Linked DNA regions of Homo sapiens: all the other regions are linked to region 1. Evidence: chromatin loops called from intact Hi-C (ENCODE). Cell type or tissue: ascending aorta. All regions are shown on one strand.

Region 1 (5,000 bases):
AAAAATACAAAAAAATTAGCTGGGTGTGGTGGCGCATGCCTGTAATCCCAGCTTCTCGGGAGTCTGAGGCTGGAGAATCACTTGAACCTGGGAGGCAGAGGTTGTAGTGAGCCGAGATCATGCCATTGTACTCCAGCCTGGGCAACAAGAGCGAGACTCAGTCAAAACAACAACAACGCAGGAATAGCAGATGAGCCGAGTGGCCTCCCCAGCCCCCACCCCCCACCCCCCACCCTGGGCCGAGATCCAGTCCTCTTTGAATAGGGCCTGGCCGTGGTTCACGGGACATCTGAGACATTGCCGAGGCGCTGCACTGGTGGATCTTGCCAGAAGTCTGCCCAGTGCAGATTTGGGCAGAATCTCAAACTGCCTTGGGATGTAGGAGAGAAACCAGGCCTGGTCAAGTTCATGGGAAGAGGTGGAAACAGACCCCATAGGCTGGGGCTTGGGCAGCTGTAGGAAGCCCTCTCTGCTGCCTCCCTGCCTGCTCTCTGCTTTGAAGCATCTTCCCCAGTGCCCCCAGTCTCATGCCCTCTCAACGTTGGGGTCAAATCCTGAGGAATACCCAGACTGGCTCTCTGGGCCAAAGAGGACCCTCTCCAGAAAGAGCAGGGCCCAGTGCGGCTTCCTAAAGGGCAGGGGAAGGGCCTGGCCACTCCCCAGAGGCTACTCACCAGCCATCAGGATAGCCCCAGGAAGCAGGCCTTCTCGAGCCCATTTTATTACTTTATTTTATTATTTTATTTAATTTTAAATTTATTTTTTGAGACAGAGTCTCACTCTGTTGCCCAGGCTGGAGTGCAGTGGTGCGATCTCAACCCACTGCAGCCTCTGCCTCCAGGGTTCAAGGGATTCTCCCACCTCAGCCTCCCAAGTAGCTGGGATTACAGGTGCCCGCCACCACACCCGGCTAATTTTCATATTTTTAGTAGAGATGAGGTTTCACCATGTTGGCCAGGCTGGTCTCGAACTCCTGACCTCAAGTGATCCGCCCGCCTCGGCCTCCCAAAGTGCTAGGTCAAGCCCATTTTAAAGTTGAAGAAACTGAGGCTGAGGTAAATTCCCTCCCCAGGGATCCTGCTGCAGCCAGAAGGTGGTAAAACAGGACTTCACCCGGGTCTGTCTGGCGTGAAAGGCAGTGTTCTTGTACCACCCTAGGGGGCCTGAGAGAACTGAGTCCCTCGGGCATAACTGACAGTTCTGTTCCCATTATTCCGCAGGGGCTCGGATCTGGCTGTATGCTTTCCAGGATGGCCTTGGAGACCCACATAAGCCCTACACCCTTTGGGAAGCTGCATGTTGGGTTGGGGTGCCGTCAGTGGCACTTGTGGAAGGTGCAGACCTGTGTGGGTGTGTGGGCCCAGGGCCCCTGGTCCCTTCCTCCCTTTGTAGGGCTGGTTGTGTGCTGCCTGGACCTGGGGGGCACGTTCACGTGGTGAATTTGTCTATTTACTATCCCCGCTTTGGGGCTGGTGCCAGCACAGGCCCTTGTGAAGGGGGTGCCTTTGTCTGGAGTGGGACTGTGGCCCCTCCCTCAGCGTGGTGACTTCTGTGTCAGGGCTTCAGCAGGGACGCAGAGCCCCTGAGTGTTCGGAACAAGGGCGTCATTGCAGGAGTTAGACTGTGTGTGATGGAGGGAGGAGGGGCAGGAGGAAAGGTCAGAAGGAGAGTTCCTGGGAAGGTCCCTGAGGAGCCTGGTGAGGTGCTAACTGGTGTGGAGGACACTCAGGGCCTGTGGGGACATCTCCTACTGCTGGGGGCCAGCCACAAAGGGAACTGGCCGAAGTCCTGTCCCCGCCTTCACAGCCCAGCATCTGGTCACAAGGCAGGTACTTGGAAGGGCGCGGGCACCTGGGCCAAAAGTGCCTGGGTTCCCTTTGCCTTTCACTGAGATGACCTTCGGGGCAGGTGGCTGCTGCCTCCCCTCCTGTCCCCAGGTTTTGCCAACTGGCCAGAGGAAGGGGTCCTGGGAAGCAGGGGGGCCAGAAGCCCTCTCTGCAAGGAAAGCCCGAGGGGTGTGGGAGGAAGGAAGGAATGCCCAGGCTGGCGAGGCTCTAAGTCACCCTGGCTTGGCTCTCCTCAGATCCTGAACCCGCCGCCCTCCCCGGCCACGGACCCCTCCCTGTACAACATGGACATGTTCTACTCTTCAAACATTCCGGCCACTGCGAGACCGTACAGGTAGGACATCCCCTGCAGCCCTCCATGGCCATTGGGTTCCCGCCAGCCCGTGGTGGAGGGGCCTAATCCCCATGCCACTGATGAGGGGAGGTATTCTGGGTGCTAGTGGGCAGGTGCCGGGCCCAGCCCTGCCTCCCTCTGCTCTGCCAACCACACTAGGCTGCCTCCCCAGACAAGCTCAGCGGGCACTGCATGTTGGGTTCAGAAATCAGCAGAACTCCACGTTCTGAGCTGCTCTTCAAGTTGCTCCTATGGGGGTTACTTTTAAGCTGGGAAATGGCTGTGGCGTCGAGGGGCCGGGGGCTTGGGCTCCAGAGTCTGACTGTGTGTTTGAGTCCGGCTGTGGAAACCTAGCCATTGAGATGCCCCCTCTTGGTGGCTCTGTCCTCTTAGGATGGGACAAGTCTGTGAAGGCTGCTGCAGCACCCACCGTAGACCCCTAATCGTGTGACGTCACCAGGATGGTCCGGGCTGCTCACTTGCCACAGTGGCCTGTTTGAGCCCGGGAAGCCAACGGGGCTGCTCAGCTGGACACCAGCCCCCCGAGCTGCCCATGTTGGGGTCACAGGCCCCACCTCCCTGGTTGGGGAGGGGCAACTGAGAGTGTGGAGAGGTGGGACCCAGGTGTGCTGGTCTCCGCAGGGGCTGGATCAGAGCCTGGGATGGGCAGGGTGAGCCTCCTGACCTTTAACCCAGTGGTGTCAGGCAACGTGGCCCACCCGCCAGCCGCACCAGGCCCCACCCCCGCAGGTGAAGGGGTGGGATAGGCTGGGCCTGGGCCAGGACACCTCTGGACCACGCATTCCTCATTGCTTGGGTCCCTGGAGCAGCAGGGCCTCCCGAGTGTGGTGCCGCCTGCCACCTAGTGGCCATTTCCACGAACTCCCAGGCCTGGCTGGGGAGCCGGAACTGCAGCCTCCATTTCCACCCCACTCCGGGTCGGGCCACCTCCCTGATGCCTCAGTATTATATCAAACTGTCACAGTCTGTCCCACAGCCTTACAGACCACTGTCTCCAGAATGGTCACATCCACACTGGGCAGCCCAGTCTCGCTAGTTCCTCGTCCCACCTCCTGCCTTTGCTCATGCCCGTCCTGCTCTGGGCCCACCGCGGACACATCTTCCCCCCGCCCGCCGTCTGACCTCACAGCAGCTGGGCCCCAAGAGGAGTATCCTGTCCTGCTGCACTTTTCTCAACACCCGGTGTTGGCTGCACCTTCCCACCCATTGCAGGCCCCTCTGTGACAGGACGGGGGCTCCTAAACACACCACAGTTCCGAGTCTGAACTCACACAGTGGGATGCGGCGTTTCTGGGCCACAGTTGGGTGCAGGTAGCCTCTGGGAGGATGGGAGGTCAGGAGCCATCTTGCGAGTCAGGTTGCTTGAACTCAGGATGGAAGTGTTCCGGGCCCATTGGTTGCTGTATTAGCCTGTTCTCACGCTGCTAATAAAGACATACCCAAGACTGGGTAATTGTAAAGGAAAGAGGTTTAACGGACTCACAGTTCCACCTGCCTGGGGTGGCCTCACAATCATGGTAGAAGACAAGGAGGAGCAAGTCACATCTTACATGGCTTCAGGGAACAGACAGCATGAGAACCAAGCGAAAGGGGTTTCCCCTTGTAAAACCATCAAGTCTAGTGAGATTTATTCACTACCACGAGAACAGTATGGGGGGAACCACCCCCATGATTCAATCATCTCCCACTGGGTCCCTCCCACAGCACGTGGGAATTATGGGAGTACAATTCAAGATGAGATTTGGGTGGGGACACAGCCAAACCCTATCGGTTGCCAACATTTACAGTAACAGTGTTAGGTGAACAGTTGTCCAGTCTCCTGTTTTGTCGGACACTGTTTCTAGCACCTTCCAGGCAGAATCTCATGTATCCTTCACTTTCGAAATGGGTACTATTTCATCCCCACTTTTATCAATGAGAAACTAAAGCTCGAAGAGGTCAAGTAAGTTCCTGGCCAAGGTCAGCTAGCAGGCTCTAGAGGCCTCGTTCTCCTTAGAGGCAGCCTTGCCAGGGCCCAGGCTTGGCAGGCTGCAGGGCAGGTGCGGGCATGCCCATGGTAGAGGTGGGACCATTGAGGCTCAGAGAGGGTAAGTGATGAGCCCTGGCGACACAGCGGGGTGGGTCCAGAGTCCGGCCTGCATCTTCTGGAGCTGGCCAGTGGACAGGCCTTTCCCGTTCACAGCCCCGGGGCTGCTGTGCCCACCAGGGCGGATGTGCCTACCGAATCCCACTCCTCTGTGTGTGTCCCTTTCAGGCCCTACATCATTCGAGGAATGGCGCCCCCGACGACGCCCTGCAGCACCGACGTGTGTGACAGCGACTACAGCGCCAGCCGCTGGAAGGCCAGCAAGTACTACCTGGATTTGAACTCGGACTCAGACCCCTATCCACCCCCACCCACGCCCCACAGCCAGTACCTGTCGGCGGAGGACAGCTGCCCGCCCTCGCCCGCCACCGAGAGGAGCTACTTCCATCTCTTCCCGCCCCCTCCGTCCCCCTGCACGGACTCATCCTGACCTCGGCCGGGCCACTCTGGCTTCTCTGTGCCCCTGTAAATAGTTTTAAATATGAACAAAGAAAAAAATATATTTTATGATTTAAAAAATAAATATAATTGGGATTTTAAAAACATGAGAAATGTGAACTGTGATGGGGTGGGCAGGGCTGGGAGAACTTTGTACAGTGGAGAAATATTTATAAACTTAATTTTGTAAAACAGAACTGCCATTCTTTCGTGCCCTGTGTGCATTTGAGTTGTGTGTCCCCGTGGAGGGAATGCCGACCCCCGGACCACCATG
Region 2 (5,000 bases), 440 kb before region 1:
CAGGTAAGTGACAGGACCAGGATTTGAGCCCAGACCTCACACTTAACGCCCTCCATGCCAGGTGCTGAGATCCATGCCTGCCGAACCCTCTCATTCACCCACAGATGCCCCCGGGACTGTAGTCAGCCCCATTCTCACATGGGAACACTGAGGCCCAAAGAGGCGAAGCGTCAGCCCAGCAAGGAGGAGGCAGGGCAGGCGGGGCCGCAGCTGTCTGGCCCGGAGCCCTGAGCAACCCCTCCACCCACTCCCCCTGGCTGGCCTGGGCCTTGGCAGACCTCACCCCAGAGCTGGCTCCAAAAGTGAGTCCTCCTGGTGCCCTACCCAGAGGGCTCCCCATTTACCCTGGGCTCCTCAACAAAGATGGGACTCCCAGGCCCTACTGAGCCTCTGGAGCTTTGAGGAGTAGTGAGGGGCACCCAACCCAGAGTGGGGAGGGCCCAGCCCTCCTGGGAGGTGTGTGGCCTCCCTTGGGGGGAGCCTCACTCCCAGGGAAGGCTAGGAGTTCTGTCCCGGGAGGACAGGCCTCTTCGGGGGCCTCCTCCCAGGTTGCTCCTGCATTCATGACAAGTTCGGCCCCTGTGAGTTGGGGGAAATTCTTCAACAGCTCCCTGGCCAGGGAGGGGACCCTCGGGATCCTGAAACACCCCTCCCACCTGCCAGTACCCGCCAAGATGGGTCCCTGATTTGCTGTGTGGCCTTAGACCAGTGGCTGCCCTCTCTGGGCCTCACTCCCAGCTGAGACCTACAGGCTCAGCCCCTGCCCAGCCCTGCCTGGCACCCGCTCAATCTGGCTGAGCTCCAGAGAATGGCAGGGCTGGGCTGTCACATGCTGAGCCACGTGACTGGCAGTGGCTGGGGGCTCCATCCCACACAGAGGACAGGGGCTCTGCAGTCCTTCACCCCCACCCTAACTATCTAATCACGGGCCACCGGTGTGGGCATGGTCCAGAAGACCTCACCGCCCTCCCAGGTAGGCAGGGAGCTGGCGGGTGGGGGGGGCCATGATGAGCACCTCCCAGGTGCCACGTTGGCCCAGAGGCCCCGGGGCCGGGAGCTACGGAGGCCCAGGGCACCAGGGAGATGGTAGCAGCGGCAGGCCCAGGAAGGGGCATAGAGGAGGCTCTTCCTCCACACCTGTCACCCTGTCCCCTGCCTGTCCACACCCACAGCAGCTTGCACATCATCCCCACAGCACGCTGGCTCTGACAGGTGTATCCGGGGCGGGCTGGGGGCAGGCAGGGACAGGCTTAGGCACAGCTGCCTGTGCCGAACTTGAGGAAGATCGGGACTACAGGAACCACCAAGGCGACACGTGGCATCATGACCACGGTCCTAAGCAGAGAGGCAGGCACTCCTCCTGGGAGGCAGAGGGGACATCCGAAACGGGTGCAGCCCCAGCTCTGGAGCAAGAAGCTCTGCCACACACACGCCCCATGTTCACATCCCACCCCCTCTCTGCCCCCACTTCCTCGTTTGTAAAATGTTAGATCTGCAGAAAGACAGGCTCTATGAATGGGGCGGCCCATGGGGTGGTGTGGAGGAACACGGAAGCACAGGGCGCTGGGAGAGGAGCAGGCATGAGGTATGGTCCCTAAGATGGTATTTCTAGACTCCAGCCACCTTTGGGTCTGACCTCTTTGTTTTGCAGAAGGGGAAACTGAGTCTTGGGTAGGGTGTAGCAAGACAAGCCACAGACAAAACACCTCAGACACTGGATTAAAGAAGGAAGAGGTTTATTCAGCTGGGAGCATCAGCAGACTTGCGTCAAGAGCCGAGCTCCCTGAAAAAGACATTCTTGGCCTTTTTAAAGGCTTACAACTTTAAGGGGTCCACGTGAAAGGGTCGTGATAAATCGAGCAAGCTCGGGGAACGTGACCGGGGGCTGCATGCGTCAGCTAACAGAACAGAAAGTTTTGCAGTGCTTTCTCATACAATGTCTGGAATTTACAGATAACACAAGTAGTTTAGGTCAGGGGTTGATATTATTATCACTTTTTTTTAACTACCAGGGCCAGGTGGTGGCGCCAAGGTCTTCTGGCTATTTCTCTTACTTCTGTTTTTTTCTAACTTTTTGCCTTCTCTCTTTCCTCCTGTCTTGTAAACCAGGCAAGGTGGTAGGAGGAGGGCAGCAGGAGTAGTAGTGGTCTTATTCCTTAGGGGAGGCATTGAGGGAAGGCTGGGAGTGGGGGGTCGAGACTTCCTTGCTATTCTGGGCCATAACATTCCACATAATATTATAATAGAATATAATTAATACAATAATAGTTCCCCACCCCACACCGGGATTCCCAGGGCCCACTGCCCCACTCCTCCTCCTCAGGCTGGCCCTCAGCTCAGTGCTCAGCCCTGCTGCACAGCCTCTCCTCCTCCTCCTCAGGCTGCCCCTCAGCTCGGAGCTCAGCCCTGCTGTGTGGCTCTAGCCTGGCGCCCTCTGGGCGTTGACTTCTTCTCTGTGGTCTGGGAGGAGATGTCGAGGCCCCCGAGGGAGGCGGTGGTGAAATCTTGGCTTGCAGCCTCCAGCCCGCCCAGAGCCAGAGTCAGGCACGAGGCTAGGGCAACTCCGCCCCACCCCTCCCCCGGGGACTGGCCCTGCGTTGGACATTTCTTAACAGCAGGGCCACCAGGCAGAGCGGGACAGCCAGGAGGAAGGGCAGCTTGGCAGAGCCTCAGGTAGAGTATCCCGGGGAGGCTGGGGCTGTAGTGGGCCAGCAGTCGGGCCAGAGTCCAGCTCAGCAACTCCGGGTTACAGGCAGCCCAGGCGGGCCTAGCCACCGGCAGCTGCACTCAGAGGCCACTGTGTCCTGGCTGAGCTCATCTGCCTGCCTGCTGGGGGAGAAAGCGGAAGGAGGAGAGGCAGATCTGGGGAGTGGCAGCGAGGTCCCGGGCACCCCCCTGGCCAGCAGGCACCCTTCCGTTGTCCGAGCTGGGTTGCCACCGCCTCCTTTTCCTGGGATTCCCGGACACCCTCCAAGGGAACCAAGGGAACAGCTCTGGGTCCAGCTGCCCCAGGAAGGACTGTGCGCCCCTTCCCCACAGGGGTCAAGTATCCCTTCCAGCAACAGCCGTTTCCTGGGCACCAGCCTGCATGCCCAGTGCTGATGCAGGGATGTGGCCATGAATGACTCTGGGAAAGAATCATTCTTAGCAATGGACTTTGTCAGGGTCCAAGAAAGGAGTGGCCAGCCAGCCCCGCCCCGCCTGCAGGAGGCACTTCTCATCCCGGGAACTGTGCCCCATCAGGGAGCCGAGGCTGTTCAGCCTCTTTGTGACCCGGGGCTGGGTTGGCCCGAGCCACCAATGAGGGGATACGCTGGTCCCTGGCTCCCCAAGGGAGGGGCTGCTGAGCTTTGGGAGGCCTCATGAAAATCCAGCTTAAGGCCATCAAAAGACAAAATGACAACACATTTAGTTATAGATCAAATTGGCTTCTATTCATGATTCGTGAATCCGGACAGCCTCCATTCTACAAAATGGAGTGAGAGCTCCCACCAGGCAGTGGCAGAGCAGGGGGTTCATAAGGCAGAAAGGAGGAAACAGAAAAATAGGAAACACCAAACCGCCTAATACCGGATCGCTGCAGACTGCTTTTTTCTAAGCGGACTGCTTTTTTCTAAGGGGTAAGGCAGAGGGGACCTGATGATGCCGGCTCAGGTGGACTGGAATCTCCTGCTTCCCGGAGAAACTGGTCTGTGGTTTTGGGCTCTGTCTGCTTCCTTAAAGCTTCGGTTTGATGATGTGGCATTTGGCATGAGTGCCTCCATTTTGGTTTGGTCTGGTCTGTTGGGGCCTAGTACAGGAGCTCAGTTCAAAATCACAGCCTCTCATCATGTTTGTTTAATGAAGCTACACTGCAGGAGATCAGAATCGGAGACCCTGCGGTATTGGGCCTGTGGGTCCCCTGAAGTTGGCCTAGTGATCCCCGCCTTCTGGCTGCCCTGATGGGGGTCCCCCAGGCCCTCTACCCACCATGTTCAGTCCCTCTGTCACCACATCCCTGTCCTCAGTTGGGTCTCAGGGTGATGTCCTTGTCTCCCCAACACCCACCTTGGATCAAGGCCCCTTCAGGCCCCTGCCCCAGGGGTCTCCTCCCTGAGCCCTCCTCTGGTACATCCGTCCTCCATGGATACTGAGCACTTCCCGGGGTCCCAGTGCTTGAATTCTCCCGACAGTGGTATGGGTGCCACAGGCAGTGCCCAATTTTACAGATGGGAAACGTGAATACAAAGAGGTCAAGCAACCTGCCCAAGGTCTCCCCACTCACACATGTGGTTGCTGCAGTTTAAACCCAGGTCATTGGGCCCCCAGACCATGCCATGCTGGGAGGATGCTCTTAGAAGGCCCATGGTGTAGATGAGGAAACTGAGGCAGGAAGAATGAGAGAACGGGCAGAGCCTCCGTTTCCCTGGAATCCAACCCACTTGATAGGCCAGGGTGTGAACGAGCAGGGAGTCCCTGCCCAGGGACGGTCCCTGCTGTGAGGTTGGGGGCAGCGGCTCGGCCAGCCATTCACTCCCTGTGATATGTCAGCCCCGTTCCTCCCCACTCTGTTCCCGGAGCCTGTGGGCACCCACAGCGAGCACCCAGGCTGGCATAGTGCCCAGCACATGGGCACCTGAGTATTGTTTTTAGAGGCCCGTGGCCTTGAGAGGAAGTGGCTGGTCCTGCCCTGGCCCCCAGGCCAGAGGAAACAGCCGCTATCTTCATCACCAAATGATGTGGCAACTCCCCCCCACCCCAGAAGCTGCAGGTCTGGGCCAAATGCACCTCAACCTGTGATGGGGGGCCACGCCCCAGAGACCCTTGGGCCCATCAGCCCCTGGACCTCAGTGGCTCAGCCGCAGGAGGCAAGAGGCAGTCTCAGACCCCACAACCTAAGCAGTGTGGGGAGTGGCAGCAATAGTGAGGAGGGAGGCCGAGGAAATGGAATCCAAACAGCAAGAGACCTCCCCTCACCGGTCACCCCTCCCACAGCTGGCCTACCGGAGTCCACCCAGCCT
Region 3 (5,000 bases), 230 kb before region 1:
CAACTACACTTTATATCAAACTGGTTTAAATCGAAAAAGGTCCACATCACAAAGAACCACAATCAATCAAATTAATTCACCTGCCCTCTATTCTAAGGAAAACTCCCCCCACTCCAGGTAAATTTCATTTGGCAAATTCTTAAAAATTAACTTCAAAGAACACATGTTCACCTCCCCAGTATTCCGAAAGTTCCACCACTTAATAAATCGTTAAGTTACTGTTCCAGACCCGGGTCCAATAAACCCAAATAGACTGAATTTCTCAGCACCCAACTTGTTTCTATCTTAATCCAGCAAGTTGCATCGAGTTGTCATTGTTCCTCCTTCCAAGGCGGAGGTGACAACGGTGCACATCATCCGCGAATACGTGGAAGGACAGACACACACCAGGGGACGCAGGGAGAGCGGATAAAGCACAAAGGGGACGCAGCGGCCGCGGGGTCGCCGGGCCACGGCCAGGGGCGCCGTCGGGGAGGAGGGTGGGCTGCAGGACGAGCTCGGGAGGGCTCCGAAATGCGCTCGGGCCAAAACAAAAACAAAAAGTTCAGCGCGGCAGTGGGAGCAGATTGGGCGAGACGGTTCACGGCTGCCCATTGGAGAAAAGGGAAAACAGAGTCCCCCAATCGCGAGCGGCGGGGCTGCTCCCCTCGTGCGGCCGCGGGCCCGGCCCCGACGCTGCCCGGCGGCCGCTACCGCTCCCTTCCGGCCGCGGCCACCACTGCAGGCCCCGCGCCGGCCCCGCACCGGCCCGGCCGCAGCCCCGCCCCCCGCGCCCGGCCGCTTGCGCCCGGCCCCGGCCCCACCCGCCCTGGCCCCGGAGCCCTGCGACCGGCCTGGGCCCGCGGTCCCCCACGTCCCTGCCCGCCCCGTCACCGAGGCCGCCCCCCGCACACCCTCGCCGGCGCCCGCCCCTCCCCCGACTCACCGCCTGCGCCGCCCCGCTCCTCCTCGGGGCGCGTCCCAGGCCCCGCTGCCCGGCCGCTGCGATGCGGGGCCGCGCCGCCGGGCCCCGCGTCCCAGTCCCCCCCAGAAAATTAATCACCAAAAATAATTCCAGAGAAAAATGGAGAGTAAAATCCAAGATGGCGGCGCGGGCCGCAGCACCGCTCGCTCCCTCCGCTGACGGGAAAAATGAGTCCCCGCAGCGTCCGAGCCCCCCGCCCCCAACCGGCCGCCGCCGCCGCCGTCGCGCCCCCCGCGCCCCCGGCCTCGGCTCGCTGCGCCCCCGGCGCCCGCCCCCGCGCCCCGCCACCCGGGGCCTCACCTCGCCTCGCGCACGGCCGCCCGTACGAAAACCGTCCGCCGGCTTCAGGACTCCGCGTCCCAGGTCCGTGCGCCGCGCGGTGCCGCCTCCGGTTCCCGGGCGTCCTCACCTCATCGCCCCGCTGCCCTGCCGCCCGCACCGCCGCCGCGTCGCCGCCCCCGGTGAGCCGCCTGGACCCCGCCCGGGCACGGTGGAAGGATACGAAAAGAAGGCCGCGGCCTCGACGGCGGAGGGACACCGTGCGGCGCAGCTGCCACAGTGTGCGCGCGCCTCCCGCCAGGCCCAGCCGCCGCGGCGCTTCCACGGGGCTCTGTGCGGGACGCGGGCACGCGCGGGGAGCGAGTTCTGTGCCGGGCGCTCCCGACGGCGGAGGGACAAAGGGCGATTCAGAGCGAGCCGTCGCCTCCCCTCGTGGCGGAGGGATTCGCGGCCGGCCGGTAGGCGGCTGGGATCCCTCCGCCCTCGCTGCCCTTTAAATCGCGGCTGAGGCGGCGTCGCCCGCGCCCCGCGGGCGCCACGTTAGGGTCCCCTGCGGCCCTTACGCGACCGCATTCCGGTCCCGGTCCCCGCGGGACCGCGGCAGCTGTCCCGGGCCCTGGGTCTTTGCACACCTGCCCCTACCAGGGACGGCTCTAGAGCCAGCCTCTCGGACTGCAGCCCTGGGGAAGGGGACCCCCCCCCCTCCCGCCGCGCGTCCCAGTTGCTCCGAGGGAGGTGGCCCCGGGCAGACGAGCGTTTTTGTTGTGGGAATGGGGGTCACTGGCAGCAGATGCACCCTAAGACCGTGTGGGCAGGCTGAGCGTTCCTGCGCGGAGCATGCGAGGGAGGAGGAGAGCGGGCGCGCCTTGGCCTGGCCCCCCGCGGGCCCCGCCGCCCCCAGCACCCACTATGTGCCCCGCGCCGTGCTCCGCTCCACTCCGGGTGTGCCCTGCGCGCTGGCCGTGCGATCCCTCCTCGGGGATCCCGGGCTGGCGGGGAGATCCTGAGGGACCGGGCCGCCTGCGAGCCGGGGAGCTGCGAAGCTTGCCTGGGCATCGATCTTGTAGTCCAGACAACAGAACGATGAGCGCGCTCCCGGCCCCTGCGGGGCTGCCCAGGGTCTCCGCGCATCCTCCCTCTCACGCGTCAGGACGACCCCCGGAGGTGGGGGCCATGTGGGTGCCACTTTACACCTAGGGAAACTGAGGCACAGGGAGTTCCGTGACCTCTATGACAACTAGTCAGGGCTTGAGCCAGAGCCCTCTTTCAGCATTCGGGTGAAAAATGCAGAATAAATCAGGAAGCGGGTGCGGAGGACCTCCAAGAAGTTGAGGTTGGCATAGGCGTGCACATGCCTGGAACTTGGTGCCGGCAGGTGCCCAAGGAAGCGCAGACCTGGAGTGTGAATTGGAGCGTGTTGGGGAAAGGGGGTGCCTAGGATATGGGCGGGTAGTGGGACCAGCCAGTGTCAAAGCCCTGGGAGGGGAGAGAGGCTGCCCTTGCCACAGAGAGGAGGCGGGCAGGGCAGGCAGCTCAGTCAGATGCCAGGAAGAGCCGCAGCCTGCCTTAGTTTTCCCCTGCGGCTCCAGGGCCATCATCCTCCACAAAGGATGATGAATCGAGGCTGTGGACGACCACCCAACACAAGAACTGGACTAAGTCCAAGTAACACTGACGCACAGCGCCTCCCTCGTTTGCCCTCATTCTCGACCTTGACTTTGGCTGGTAGACATGATGCTCATTACCGCCTTCCACAGAGGGAAACTGAGGCACGGTGACTCGCTGAGGGCACATGGCTGACGGAGGCAGAAGCGGGTCTCATCTTCAAAACAGAGCTCCTCCCACTGCCTTCACCTGCCCTATCAGCAGCTTCCTCCTTTTGGAGGCCGATTCGGGTGTGGGCGGTGGGCACAGCCCAAGCACTTCTCCTGTCTGCCCTTTCACTAAAAGCAGCGTCATCTGTGGCAGCAGAATCCACTCTGCCACGTTCGTCTTTGCAGACGCAACTAACAAATGATTGCTTTGGTGTTCTTGGTTTCTGGTTTATCAGAAACTTTCCAAGATTTTCGTAGTGCCTGGCTCCAAATACTCAACTTGCACCCCAGAAACACTGAGCCTGCCTTTGCCACCCACCACCACCGAATGCCTATGGGAGGCGAGCTCACTAGGGGAATACCATCTGCCTCTAAGTCGACCTTGGTCTCAGGTCCCAAGTCCAGCTATGCCTGAGCAGCCCTCCAGAGCCCCCAAAGCCGATGTCCTGCCCACTCCCAGCTTTCCAGAGCCCACCCCAGCATAGAGGTGCTCTCCATGTGCCCTTCAGGGTGAACGCCAAATCCTGAGTCCTGTGAAGCCCCCATACTTCCAAGATGCAGACACTTCCATGTGTTCACTGCCTGATGCCAAGTCAAGTGTTCTGGACATTTCCTTGCAAGGCTGGGCCCACAGCCTGGCAGGGATACAGATGAGCAAACCCAAGCCCAGCCTGCTCCCAGGCCCCCAGTTCTGTGTGCATTCCTCCCTCAATCCCCCTACGTTGCCAGCTGCTCTTCCAGCCTCAGCTGAGAGGCCCAGGGTGGGCCAGGGCTCCTGGCAGAGCTGAATTGGGGTTCAGGACCTTGGTGGAGCCATGCAGGGGGCTTGAGGCCTTTGGGGGTCCCCACTCAGGGAAGCCAGGGCTAGGCTGGGCTGAGAGCACAGCCCAGGAGAGCCCTTCCTAGGGAGACTCCCACAGGAGAGGCCAGTTGGAGGCTCCTCCTGCCAGCTGGCAGGGGAGGGAGAGCAGGAAGTAGGCAGCCAGGCACCTGCCCAGTCCTGTGTGTCAGGAGCCTTTGGCATTTACACTGGGAGAGCTCTAGGCACCCCAAAGTGGAAGAGCTGAGCCACAGAGGCTGGGGGGCCTCCCCAGCCTGGCCGGACCAAAAGGGATTAACAGCTCTAAAGAAAGACCGAGTCAGCGGAAGGGGCCCGGCTGGCCCCGGAAGCACCGTGAGGCTGGCCAGGAGTGCCAGCCTAGCCCGGAGCTGGCCTAGGAGTGGCACGCTTGCCAGGGCACTGACTGAGGCCATGGAGTCTATTTTGGTCTCTCTAGCAGGTCTGGCTCTGGTGTGTCCAGGGGCACTCCAGCCTAGTGCCACCCACCCTGCTATGCTCTCTCGCTCCCTTTCCTCGAGTGCCAGGTTCACTCAGTGACAGGATGGCAGGGATTCACTTGCTTTGATCCTGTGCTTACTGGGATGGCCCACAGGTCACGTTGACCCCAGAATTCCAGGCTGGAGGCAGGTTGCTTTTCATTGTAAAGCGATATGTTGGCTTTCGTGCTCCGCACATGCGTCTGCCCCAGTCCCCACCCCGCCCGGAAGCTAGGACTCCTCTGATGGGAGCAGGTGTCTGAAACCGGAGGGAGAGTGGGGCGTACCCGGCTTTCCCAGTGGCCCCTCTGGGCGGCTGGCGGGTTTCCTGGTCACATTCCTGAGCACCACTACCCCCGGCACCATTCTTGCTTTCCACCTGCCCCTCCACTGCCACTGTCCTTGAATAGAAGAAGAAACAGCCACTGAAGCCGGGCGTGGTGGCTCACGCCTGTAATCCCAGCGCTTTGGGAGGCCAAGGTGGGCATATCACCTGAGCTCAGGAGTTTGAGAACAATCTGGCCAACATGGTGAAACCCCGTCTCTACTAAAAATACAAAAATAACTGGACGTGGTGGCGCATGCCTGTAATCCCAGCTACTCAGGAGGCTGAGGCAGGAGAATGG

Evidence for each region. A loop is a pair of places that touch in the nucleus more often than their neighbours do. Peaks named below come from ENCODE experiments on the same cell type or tissue, not always from the same donor. Only the 100,000 strongest peaks of a DNase experiment are listed, where the experiment ranks them.
Region 2: it touches region 1 in a loop (2.5-fold over the local background); 4 of 110 quality-filtered maps call a loop at or near these places.
Region 3: a loop joins it to region 1, with 3.0 times the contacts of the local background. A loop is called at or near these places in 24 of 110 quality-filtered maps.

What each region holds. Positions count from the first base shown.
Region 1 is chr11:68,444,353-68,449,352 of GRCh38, forward strand. LRP5 (LDL receptor related protein 5) reads left to right here. Exons shown (of 23, transcript NM_002335.4): 22 at 2,084-2,181; 23 at 4,457-4,923. The coding sequence ends at 4,718. Among named protein-coding and RNA genes, the nearest start is that of PPP6R3, 14 kb to the right of the region's middle. RefSeq lists enhancers at 2,023-2,626, 2,627-3,231, 3,232-3,835 and a silencer at 2,899-2,968. In ascending aorta, a CTCF peak has its summit at 3,045 (motif pointing left); a DNase peak (open chromatin) is centred at 3,039.
Region 2 is chr11:68,007,720-68,012,719 of GRCh38, forward strand. It overlaps ALDH3B1 (aldehyde dehydrogenase 3 family member B1), which reads left to right and starts at 2,608. Exons shown (of 10, transcript NM_000694.4): 1 at 2,608-2,673. RefSeq lists an enhancer at 2,127-2,955. In ascending aorta, a CTCF peak has its summit at 2,037 (motif pointing right); DNase peaks (open chromatin) are centred at 1,464, 2,532 and 3,142; H3K4me3 peaks cover 1,587 bases; H3K27ac peaks cover 3,661 bases.
Region 3 is chr11:68,212,213-68,217,212 of GRCh38, forward strand. KMT5B (lysine methyltransferase 5B) reads right to left here and starts at 1,084. Exons shown (of 11, transcript NM_017635.5): 1 at 926-1,084. RefSeq lists silencers at 321-790, 1,376-1,815, 1,926-2,065, 3,250-3,544 and an enhancer at 1,762-2,464. In ascending aorta, a CTCF peak has its summit at 596; DNase peaks (open chromatin) are centred at 589, 1,579 and 2,169; H3K4me3 peaks cover 2,770 bases; H3K27ac peaks cover 2,972 bases.